Linked DNA regions of Homo sapiens: regions 1 and 2 are each linked to region 3. Evidence: chromatin contacts called from ENCODE Hi-C or POLR2A ChIA-PET data. All regions are on one chromosome and are shown on one strand. Each heading gives the region's core, a stretch centred on a gene start or an enhancer-like site at or near the end of the contact. The rest is flanking DNA. Distances are from core to core; before and after follow the strand shown.

What was found. A loop is a pair of places that touch in the nucleus more often than their neighbours do. ChIA-PET counts read pairs that join two places held with the same protein, here RNA polymerase II (POLR2A). Pooled maps may share reads with other maps.
Region 1: a loop to region 3 is called in a pooled map, with 2.6 times the contacts of the local background. The contact joins two enhancer-like sites. A Hi-C loop is called at or near these places in 11 of 37 single-sample maps with no recorded cell type and 8 of 50 pooled maps. POLR2A ChIA-PET finds 5 or more read pairs at or near these places in 2 of 52 experiments (B cell and activated B cell).
Region 2: a loop to region 3 is called in a pooled map, with 2.6 times the contacts of the local background. The contact joins two enhancer-like sites. A Hi-C loop is called at or near these places in 7 of 50 pooled maps. POLR2A ChIA-PET finds 5 or more read pairs at or near these places in 2 of 52 experiments (H1 and activated CD4-positive, alpha-beta T cell).

What each region holds. Positions count from the first base shown.
Region 1 is chr14:65,168,301-65,171,383 of GRCh38, forward strand. No RefSeq gene overlaps it. Among named protein-coding and RNA genes, the nearest start is that of LINC02324, 53 kb to the right of the region's middle. RefSeq lists enhancers at 947-1,046, 2,610-2,669, 2,690-2,859. Within about 2 kb of position 1,374, at least 4 of the 41 ENCODE cell types and tissues checked have a DNase peak (open chromatin) inside an H3K27ac peak, as active enhancers do.
Region 2 is chr14:65,194,006-65,197,196 of GRCh38, forward strand. No RefSeq gene overlaps it. Among named protein-coding and RNA genes, the nearest start is that of LINC02324, 27 kb to the right of the region's middle. RefSeq lists an enhancer at 1,455-1,514. Within about 2 kb of position 1,251, at least 2 of the 41 ENCODE cell types and tissues checked have a DNase peak (open chromatin) inside an H3K27ac peak, as active enhancers do.
Region 3 is chr14:65,721,792-65,724,871 of GRCh38, forward strand. FUT8 (fucosyltransferase 8) reads left to right here. Exons shown (of 11, transcript NM_001371533.1): 8 at 1-230; 9 at 2,356-2,532. Among named protein-coding and RNA genes, the nearest start is that of MIR625, 250 kb to the left of the region's middle. Within about 2 kb of position 1,729, at least 2 of the 41 ENCODE cell types and tissues checked have a DNase peak (open chromatin) inside an H3K27ac peak, as active enhancers do.

The DNA.
Region 1 (3,083 bases), core at 124-2,623, 550 kb before region 3:
GTAGGTTTTATTATGTTTAGTTTACAGATGAGCAAACTGAGGCCCAGAAAGATCTTGGTGATTTTGTGGAGCAAGTCATTCAGGAATGACCAGAGTATTGCATTGCATCCCCTTAGTTAATGATGGGCAGGTGACCCAGTAAGAACCAAGGAGATGTGGTGAGACTGCCCAGGGTAGCTGCGAAGATGTTGAGCTCTTTTACTAATGGTCTTGGACCAGGGAGAATGTGAGGCTGGTGATGCTGAAGCTGTCTTACCTGCACAAAGGTAAGCCTCTCTGAGAATGTGGCAGAGGCAGAAATATTTGGCCTTGAATGAGTGAATCTAATAGCCATCCAAACCCTTTCTCCTATAACTGCTCTTTTTTATTTTTTAATTTATTTTTGTTTTATTTTATTTTTAAAAAATGTTTGTGGGTATATAGTAGGTGTATATATTTATGGGGTAGATAAGATGTTTTGATACAGGCATGCAATGTGAAGTGAGCACATCATGGAGCTCTAACTACACCTGAGGAGATTGCTAGTTGTTTCAAAATACCCCTCTTCTTCATCATGTGACTAACAGAACTCCTCAAGTTTTAGCTGGGCACATGGCTACCCAAGTACTACATTTCCCAGCCACCCTTACAGCTGGTTGTGATCATGTGGTTATGTTCTGACCAATAGCATATGGGCAGAAGAGAAGTGATGAATGCAACTTATGCATTGCATCCTTAAAAGAAAGCTTCTTGCCCTTCTCTTATACCTTCTCCCTTCTTGGCTAGGATATGACAACGGAGTGACTGGTCAGACTGCAAGGAAGAGGCAGAACCCTTTCACAATCTTGGGTACGGTTTGTTCTTTGACTGTTATATGAGGCAAAACCAAACCAAACAAAAAACACTGCTTCTACTGCAGGGACCAAAAAAGCTTAAAAACGTACTTTCCCAGCCTCCTCTGTGGCTAAAGTGGCCTCATGGCACTGATGTATTCAATCAACTGGAAGCAGAGGTCAGCTGGGAACTTTGGGGATTGATTTACTTTTCTGGATAAAAAAAAAAAAAATCGGAAGTTAGCTAGCCTCTTCTTTCTGCCTTGAATGTCTAGAGCTGGACCTGTCCTCCTGTGACCCTGAAGACAGTAGAGCTGAAATGAAGAAGGAGGCTGGGTTCTTGATGACATTACTGAGCTGCTGCATAGTAACGTCATCTATGCCTATTCTGGGCTGCTTGTTGAATGAGAAAAATAAACCTCTCTCTGGACTTCTTATGTGAGAAAAACAAACCACACTTTGTTGAAGCCTCTGTTAGCTGAGTTTCATGTTATTGCAGCCCAAATGCCCAAATATCAGTGAAACTTAGTGGTGTGTCAGACAGCCCAGATGTTGATGATGTCATCTGGCCTTCTGAATACAACTGTGCCTGAGACTAAACCCAAGCCCCTGGACTTTTCAGCTATTAGAGAAAGAGTAAGTTCTCTTTCTGCTTAAGCAGTTTAGGCTGGATTTTCTGTGGCCTGGATGGAAAGACCCCTGATACAACTATGAACCAATAGCAACTAGATACATTCTGTTTTCACCTCCTCTTAGTCTCTCCCCTGATTTTACGGTTAAAAAAAAAAAAAAAAAAAGTAAAATTAGAGCAAGGAAAGAAAGAAGAAAGGAATAAAGAAGGAAGGATAAGATAAGAAACAATAGAAGACTTGAACTAAATTAAAAGAGGTTAGAGGCCAGGCACGGTGGCTCATGTCTGTAATCCCAGCACTTTGGGAGGTCGAGGCAGGTGAATCACGAGGTCGGGAGATCGAGACCATCCTGGCTAACACGGTGAAACCCCGTCTCTACTAAAAAAAAAAAAACAACACACAAAGAAATTAGCCGGGCATGGTGGTGGGCGCCTGTAGTCCCAGCTGCTCGGGAGGCTGAGGCAGGAGAATGGCATGAACCTGGGAGGTGGAGCTTGCAATGGGCCGAGATCACACCACTGCACTCCAGCCTGGGCAACAGAGCGAGACTCTGTCTCAAAAAAAAAACAACAACAACAACAACAAAAAAAAAAACAAAAGGTTAGAAGCTTTTACAGTTCCTTTGTTTGGAAACCTGGGTCCTAGTGTCCCTTGCGCAGGATGCTCGTTTCTGACTTTTGTGGCCTGCCCTTGACACCATTCGAGCATATGGATTTCAGTGGGTAGTGTGACTCAGCTTCCCATTCCCAAAACTCCAGAGCCACATTGCTGGGTCCCTTCACTCTGCTTTACTCTCCTCCCAAGACAGACGTAGCATGGGCCACGTGAATTCATCCATGTCCTGAACTAATCTGGTTGTTCTACCAGGTTACTCTTAAGTTCATGGGCCATCACCCCCTTGTACTTACTGAGCTCCAGGGTTTTCATCTCTTCTGAGAATCGACCGTTTAGTCCAATCTTAGTACAGACCAGCATTAATAGGCAATTACCACAGGGAGATAATACAGAGGGAAAAATGGCTAAAAATATACAGTGAATCACAGAAAATTACATCTCTTAAAACCTACAGTGTATTCCTATTGCCATAGCAACCCTTGGCTAGTAAAGACAGAGATGATTTATCACAGGCTTTCCCCGGAGCTCGGTTCTGCCGGAAGCACCTCCAGCCTGTGGTGAGTTCCAGCGAGGAGGGCAATGCAGACATCATACAACCGGGTTTTCTCTCCTCCATCCCTTCCAGTGGCATTTCTGCGGCAAGAAGACTTGAGTTCCTTCTATATAACCCAGGTCATCTCCCGGCCCCTTTTCTGAGATGAAAGTGGCTGTCTCTAACCTCTGACAACGCGGCGTCCTGCCGACACGATGTGAATGCCAGCGGCAGCAGTGCGCTGACTTCCAGGAGGGGGCAGTGGGGCTGGGGGACATGAGGAGGCTGTAGGTGCCAGACCGTCTGAACAAATGAGGAGAGGAGAGGAGTTCTTTCTCCTCCTGTTCCTTTTCCTCCCTACTTCTCTCTCACCTTCCCACTTCCCTGACTCTCCTCTCTACCCTGCTACTTCCTCAGTAGGTCTACTGTGAAATGGACTGGACATACATCAGGACCGGGAGAAGAGAGAGGAAGTCATGTCCTCACTTAGGA
Region 2 (3,191 bases), core at 1-2,500, 530 kb before region 3:
TATCAGTGGACTGGAATTCTAAGCACAAAAGCTACCCTGGTAATCTGCCTAATGACATGCAGAATGTATGCCAAAGTGGGTTTCTGCATGGCTAAGCATGTTCCCAGACTTTGTCCTTCACTGCTTATCAGGCCAGGGATGGCTGACGCCCTCCCATCCCCAAGGATTCTGCATTCTCAGAAAGGCAAGTGAGAAAGTCCGGCAGAGCACTGAGGAGGCCACTCTAGGCAGGGACAGGTGGTGAAAAAATTGAGGAGACAAAGGACCCATTTCCTCCTGGTACTCCATTGCAAAAATAACCCAAGGAAAGGGCTTTGAAACTTCTTGAACTGGAACACTGGGGAAAAAAATCTACCACATGAACTTCATGTCATTTAGCAAGTCTCTTTAGTGCTGTTCTCCACCCCTGCAGTGACCCCAACACACTCGCAGGGAGAGGTCCTTCTCTGTAAAGCTGTCTTCTCCAATTAAGTCACACACACTAAATGGAAATGAAGAGGACATTGCTTAAAATGTGCCTTTAGAATGAAATGGATATGAAAAGGCTCAGATCCATTTTAGAGACAAGTTCCTCTGTCAGAAATCAATATAGCCCTCGCATTCTACAATGTGCCAGTTCATAAAGTGAAAACTGCTCGAACTCTCAATTTAACATTGTCAAAGCTGATATTAAATTCTAAGATTTTATATCTGCTGTTGCCTATTTAGGACCAAGTTATAAATCTGAAGTCTCTTCCCAGCTCATAAGTCTGACAGTGCTTGATAAAAACTTTTATAATCAAGTTCGATAAAGAATCACAAATCTCCATCTTGCGATTTTTAGCTCACAACACTCTTCGTAAATAACATCTTCCTGTCTTGGTGCTTGTCAATATTTGTCATTTTTTAAAAGGGATAAAATAGAAATACTATGTAAGCTCTTCCCTTTTGGACAGAAATTATTGTTAGTAAGGGATTCAATGAGTAAGATGTCTTCATAATGGCATTGATAAAGGATGACCACGAAGAACCTGAAGATGGAATCTCCAGTGACACCCATGGTCTGCCGCTGATGGCATTCACAGGAATACAAGACAGGCCGTCATCTGGAAGTCTTAGAAAAAGACTTCTCTGTGCTGGAAATGGGCAAACAGACACTATCTTGTCTAAACTCTCCATAGGCTAGAAATAAAGGGGCCAGTTTTACCTCCAAGCCTGTTTTGAGTAACCTTTCAGAATCAGAACCTTTGAAAAAACATCAAAAAGAGATATGCAAACAAGCTGGACTCTGAGTTTTCTGCGGTTTCCTATCTGTAAAAAGAAACTGGAAACAGTACTATGTATACATATACAGTGAATCCTCACTTAACATTGTCCATAGGCTTTTGGAAACTTTGATTTTTGACTATGAGCATAATGTTGTATGACAAAACCAACTTTTTTTGGCCGAACATGGTAGCTGACGCCTGTAATCCCAGCACTTTTAGAGGCCACGATGGGAGGACTGCCTGAGCTCCGGAGTTTGAGACTAACCTAAGCCACATAGCAAGACCTCGTCTCTACTAAAAATCAAAAAAATTAGCCAGGCATAGTTGCACATGCCTGTAGTCCCAGCTACTCAAGAGGCTGAGGTGGGAGGATGGCTTGATCCCAGGAGATTGAGGCTGCAGTGAGCTTGATCACGCCACTGCACTCCAGCCTGGGTGACAGAGCAAGACCCTGTCTCAAAACAACAAAAAAGCCATTTTTTTCCTCATCAATGTTATAACAAAATGACATTGAGTGAAAGGACGTTATTCAAGGACATTAAGTCATTTTGCTTAAAGTTGAAGTTTCTGAGAACCTATTGTGACCTTAAGTGAAGATTTACTGTATATACATGAATATATACATACATATATACATATGTACTAGGCAGTGTGTAATATATGTAATATGTACTAAAATTATACAGATATGCGTGGGAATGGTAAATATCAAAATCAGGACAGTGGTAACCTCTGAGGAAGAGGGAGAAGGATGTGAGTAGGAGGATACACAGGAAGCTTCAAGTGAATTTGCAATGTTTTATCTTGTCAAACTGGGTAGTTTTCAAATGCTCATTATATCATTGTCTATATCTTTTAAGATGGGCACAGCTATCACATTTCATAATGAAAACAATTTTAAAGATGGGTCCAGGGTTGGCTCATGAGAGAAATGGAGAAATGAGGGAACAGTCTGAACATGATTGCTTTTACTTTCCTTAAGATGCTCTGATGACTCTACAGTGAAGTGGGGACCGAGGCATGTCAGTGACGGGGAGGGCGAAAGGCAGAGTGGAGTGCTCACTAGTACTGGCTCGTGGAAGCTGAATGGCAAATTTTCAGGAATTTTGCAAGCTGGGAGTTATACACCCATTATTAAGAATGAACATATATAAACTTACAGTTAAATAAATTACAGTAAAAACAAAGGTAGTTTGCTATAGGTAAAACTCCTCCCGGCTGGATGTGCTGGCTCACGTCTGTAATCCCAGCACTTTGGGAGGCCGAGGCGGGCGGATCACCTGAGGTCAGGCGTTTGAGACCAGCCTGGCCAACATGGCAAAACCCCGTCTTTACTAAAAATACAAAAATTAGCCAGGCATGGTGGCTCGTACCTGTAGTCCCAGCTACTCAGGAGGCTGAGGCAGGAGAATCACTTAAACCCTGAGGCGGAGGTTGCAGTAAGTGGAGACAGCGCCACTGCACTCCAGCCTGGGCAAGAGAGTGAGACTCCATCACAAACACCCCAAAAACAAACAAACTCATCCTGATTATTTTACTATACTTTACCATTATCTGTGCTCTTGAAGTTATGTGTATCTATCATGTCTGCATGGTGGAAATACTAGATAATGGCCCACTACTGCACATCGCTTTACAACTTTGCATTCAGTGACATGATGTTAAGTTCCTTAAGAGCTCCTTGGCTGTAACTTCATTCTGAACATCCTGAATCCTCAATCACCAAGAAAAGCTCATCCCTCCATGAGGCTTGGATCACTTTCACAAAACCAACTAGAGAGGTACCTTTTTTAAAAAATGTATTTTTAATGTTAGTGAGTTACATAATAGGTATATATATTTATGGGGTACATGAGATGTTTGATACAGGCACGCAATGTGAAGTTATGACATCATGGAGAATGGGGTATCCATCCCTCAAGCATTTATCCTTTGTGTTACAAA
Region 3 (3,080 bases), core at 479-2,978:
AATGTTCAAGTGGTCGAGCTTCCCATTGTAGACAGTCTTCATCCCCGTCCTCCATATTTACCCTTGGCTGTACCAGAAGACCTCGCAGATCGACTTGTACGAGTGCATGGTGACCCTGCAGTGTGGTGGGTGTCTCAGTTTGTCAAATACTTGATCCGCCCACAGCCTTGGCTAGAAAAAGAAATAGAAGAAGCCACCAAGAAGCTTGGCTTCAAACATCCAGTTATTGGGTAAGAATCTGATTTTTTCCCTCAAACTGTGATATGTAGTAGTTAGGGTTATGTATCTTTACAATATATTGTGAATTTTACAATATGTAGTTCAATTTTTATAGTCCCACCAAAGGACAGAGGTTCTAGAGCTATCCTAAGGTCACATGGAGACTATTTTTTTTTGTTTGTTTACTTAGAACAGCTAAGAAAGTTGCTTAGTAGTGCTCTATTACTGTCTCCAGTTCTCCTCTTCCTTTGCTTCTTTCTCCTCTTATCACAGCTCTCTTTTGGCTTTTGTTGTTGTTATTTTTGAGATAGGGTCTCACTCTGTCACCCAGGCTGAAGTGTAGTGGCTCACTGCAGCCTCAACCACCCTGGGCTCAAGTGATCCTCCTACCTCAGCCTCCCAAGTATAATAGCTGGGTCTAAAGGCATGTATCACCATGTCCAGCTTCTTTTTATTTTTATTTTCATATTTCCCACCCCACATCTTTCCTTGTGTCTTAGTCTTCATATGTAGAGGAGTTATTGACCCCATTCTAAGTGTTAGACGTAAAGAAGGTACATGTGAAGTCAGAATATCAAATCGTATTTCTTCTCATGTAACTTTTGATTGAAATTCAATGGAATCATTCGTTCTGCCCACTTCATCTCTATAGAGCCCACTGAACAATTCCAATTTCCCCAGAAAAAGAGTGATTATGAAGGATGTGGGAAGGAAAGATGATAGAATAGATGTTCATATGATTGTATCCACATCTGGGTTATAGTCTGGAATGCAAAGCAAAGAATAGCCGTGAAGATGGCAGAGTAACTCTGGTGAAATCAAACCTTCACTCCAGATTCATAATAAAAAACTGGCCTTAAGTTTGGCCCATATACTGTGACCTAAAGGCGTATAAGTCTACCTTTTTCTACATATAAATAGTGATTTAGTAATTTGGGGGGAGGGGAAGGCAAGATTTAAGGAGGGTGTTTTAATTTATGAAAATAAACTGTTATTTTTATTTCCATTAATATTGCTTTGGGGCCAGGCATAGTGGCTCATGCCTGTAATCACAACACTGGGAGGCTGAGGCAAGTGGATCACTTGAGCCCAGAAGTTTGAGAAAACTCAACATAGGCAACATGGTTGAAACCCCATCAATTAAAAAAAAAAAAAAAAGCAAAAATTAGCCAGGCTTGGTGACACATGCCTGTAGTACCAGCTGTTCGGGAGGCTGAGGTGAGAGGATCACTTGAGCCTGGGAGGCAGAGATTGGAGTGAACCATAATCACGCCACTGCACTCCAATGTGTGCAACAGAGCAAGACCTTGTCTTAAAAAAAAAAAAATTACTTTGGAAACACTAAGATGGGAGGAGAGAGGAGAAAACTGTGGAAGTCAGTGCCTTATTCAGTACAGGGAAGTGTGAATCTGTGTCCCCAATTTTACAATTTTGGGGCTTTTCTTAAATATGACAGGTGAAATTAATATCTGCTGTCATTTGATATGGTGAAAAACAGAGAAAGGAAATGCATTATGCCCACAACAGAAGGGCTGGAATCGGTTTCATTTACCTAAAATAGTAAAAACCGTTAAAAGGTTTGCTGGTCTTAACGGTGCTGTAAAAGTTTATCCAGGTCTATGTTTTCCTGGGACAACTTTTAAGTTCTACAAGCTGGCAGTTATGGTGACTCTCCAGGGTAAAATAAAGAGGAAAACCCTTGGTATCAGAACTTTACAAATAATATCTCTAATGTTCTTTAGTAACAACTGTGAATCCTGGTATCATCCTGGTAACAAAAATCTTAAGTTGTATTCAGTTTTTTTCCAGACAGCTGGTTGCTGCCTAGTATGAAATGCAGCTCTGAAATTTCCCATTTATTCCTAAGATGTGAATTATTTTCTCTATAAGAAATCATTCTTCAAAGGCTTTACTTACTTTCTAATTCCCCTTGTATTGTTTAGCCTGCAAATATATTTAGAATATGTATTTTTGAGTTTTTAAAATACTATGTGTTTTACTTTTTCTAATAGTGAAAATGAAAGAAAAATCAGTTAAAAATGCCTATAATGCCACCATAAGTAGGGGTATAAATTGAGTACCCTCAAAGCACCCAGTGTCAGTACATTACCAGTAGAATCTGAATTTCTCCCCCAGAGTCCATGTCAGACGCACAGACAAAGTGGGAACAGAAGCTGCCTTCCATCCCATTGAAGAGTACATGGTGCATGTTGAAGAACATTTTCAGCTTCTTGCACGCAGAATGCAAGTGGACAAAAAAAGAGTGTATTTGGCCACAGATGACCCTTCTTTATTAAAGGAGGCAAAAACAAAGTAAGTTAGACCAACTAGTGATTCTAGAGTGGGGTTGTCTCTTTCAGTTTAAAAGAATTCTTACTTCCCATGACTTGTGATTTTTGTATATTATTATTGCTAATTATTAGGGTTTTAAAAATTCAATGGACTATGTACTTGTGTAACTGTCAGTCTAATCAAAGTGTTTTTATTAGCCATATCCAATAATGCCTTATAAGAAGTCTAAAATGAACTGGACCACTGACTTACGCATTGTCACCAGCAATAATCATTATTATCATTAAAAGTATCACCCTACTTCTTGGTACTAAAATCTTCACTAGTCTGTTGGAGCTGCCATAACAAAATAACATAGACTGAGTGGTTTAAATTACAGAAATTTGTTTCTCCCAGGTCTGAGGCTGGGAAATTCAAGATCAAGATGCTAGCAAGGTAGATTTCATTTTCTCTTGGCTTGTAAGCAGCCACTATTTCACTCTGTGCTCTTGTGACCTCTTCTTTGTGTGTGCAGGGAACAGGAGAGGAAGTGTTCTGATGTCTCCACATATAAGGACACTAATCTCATC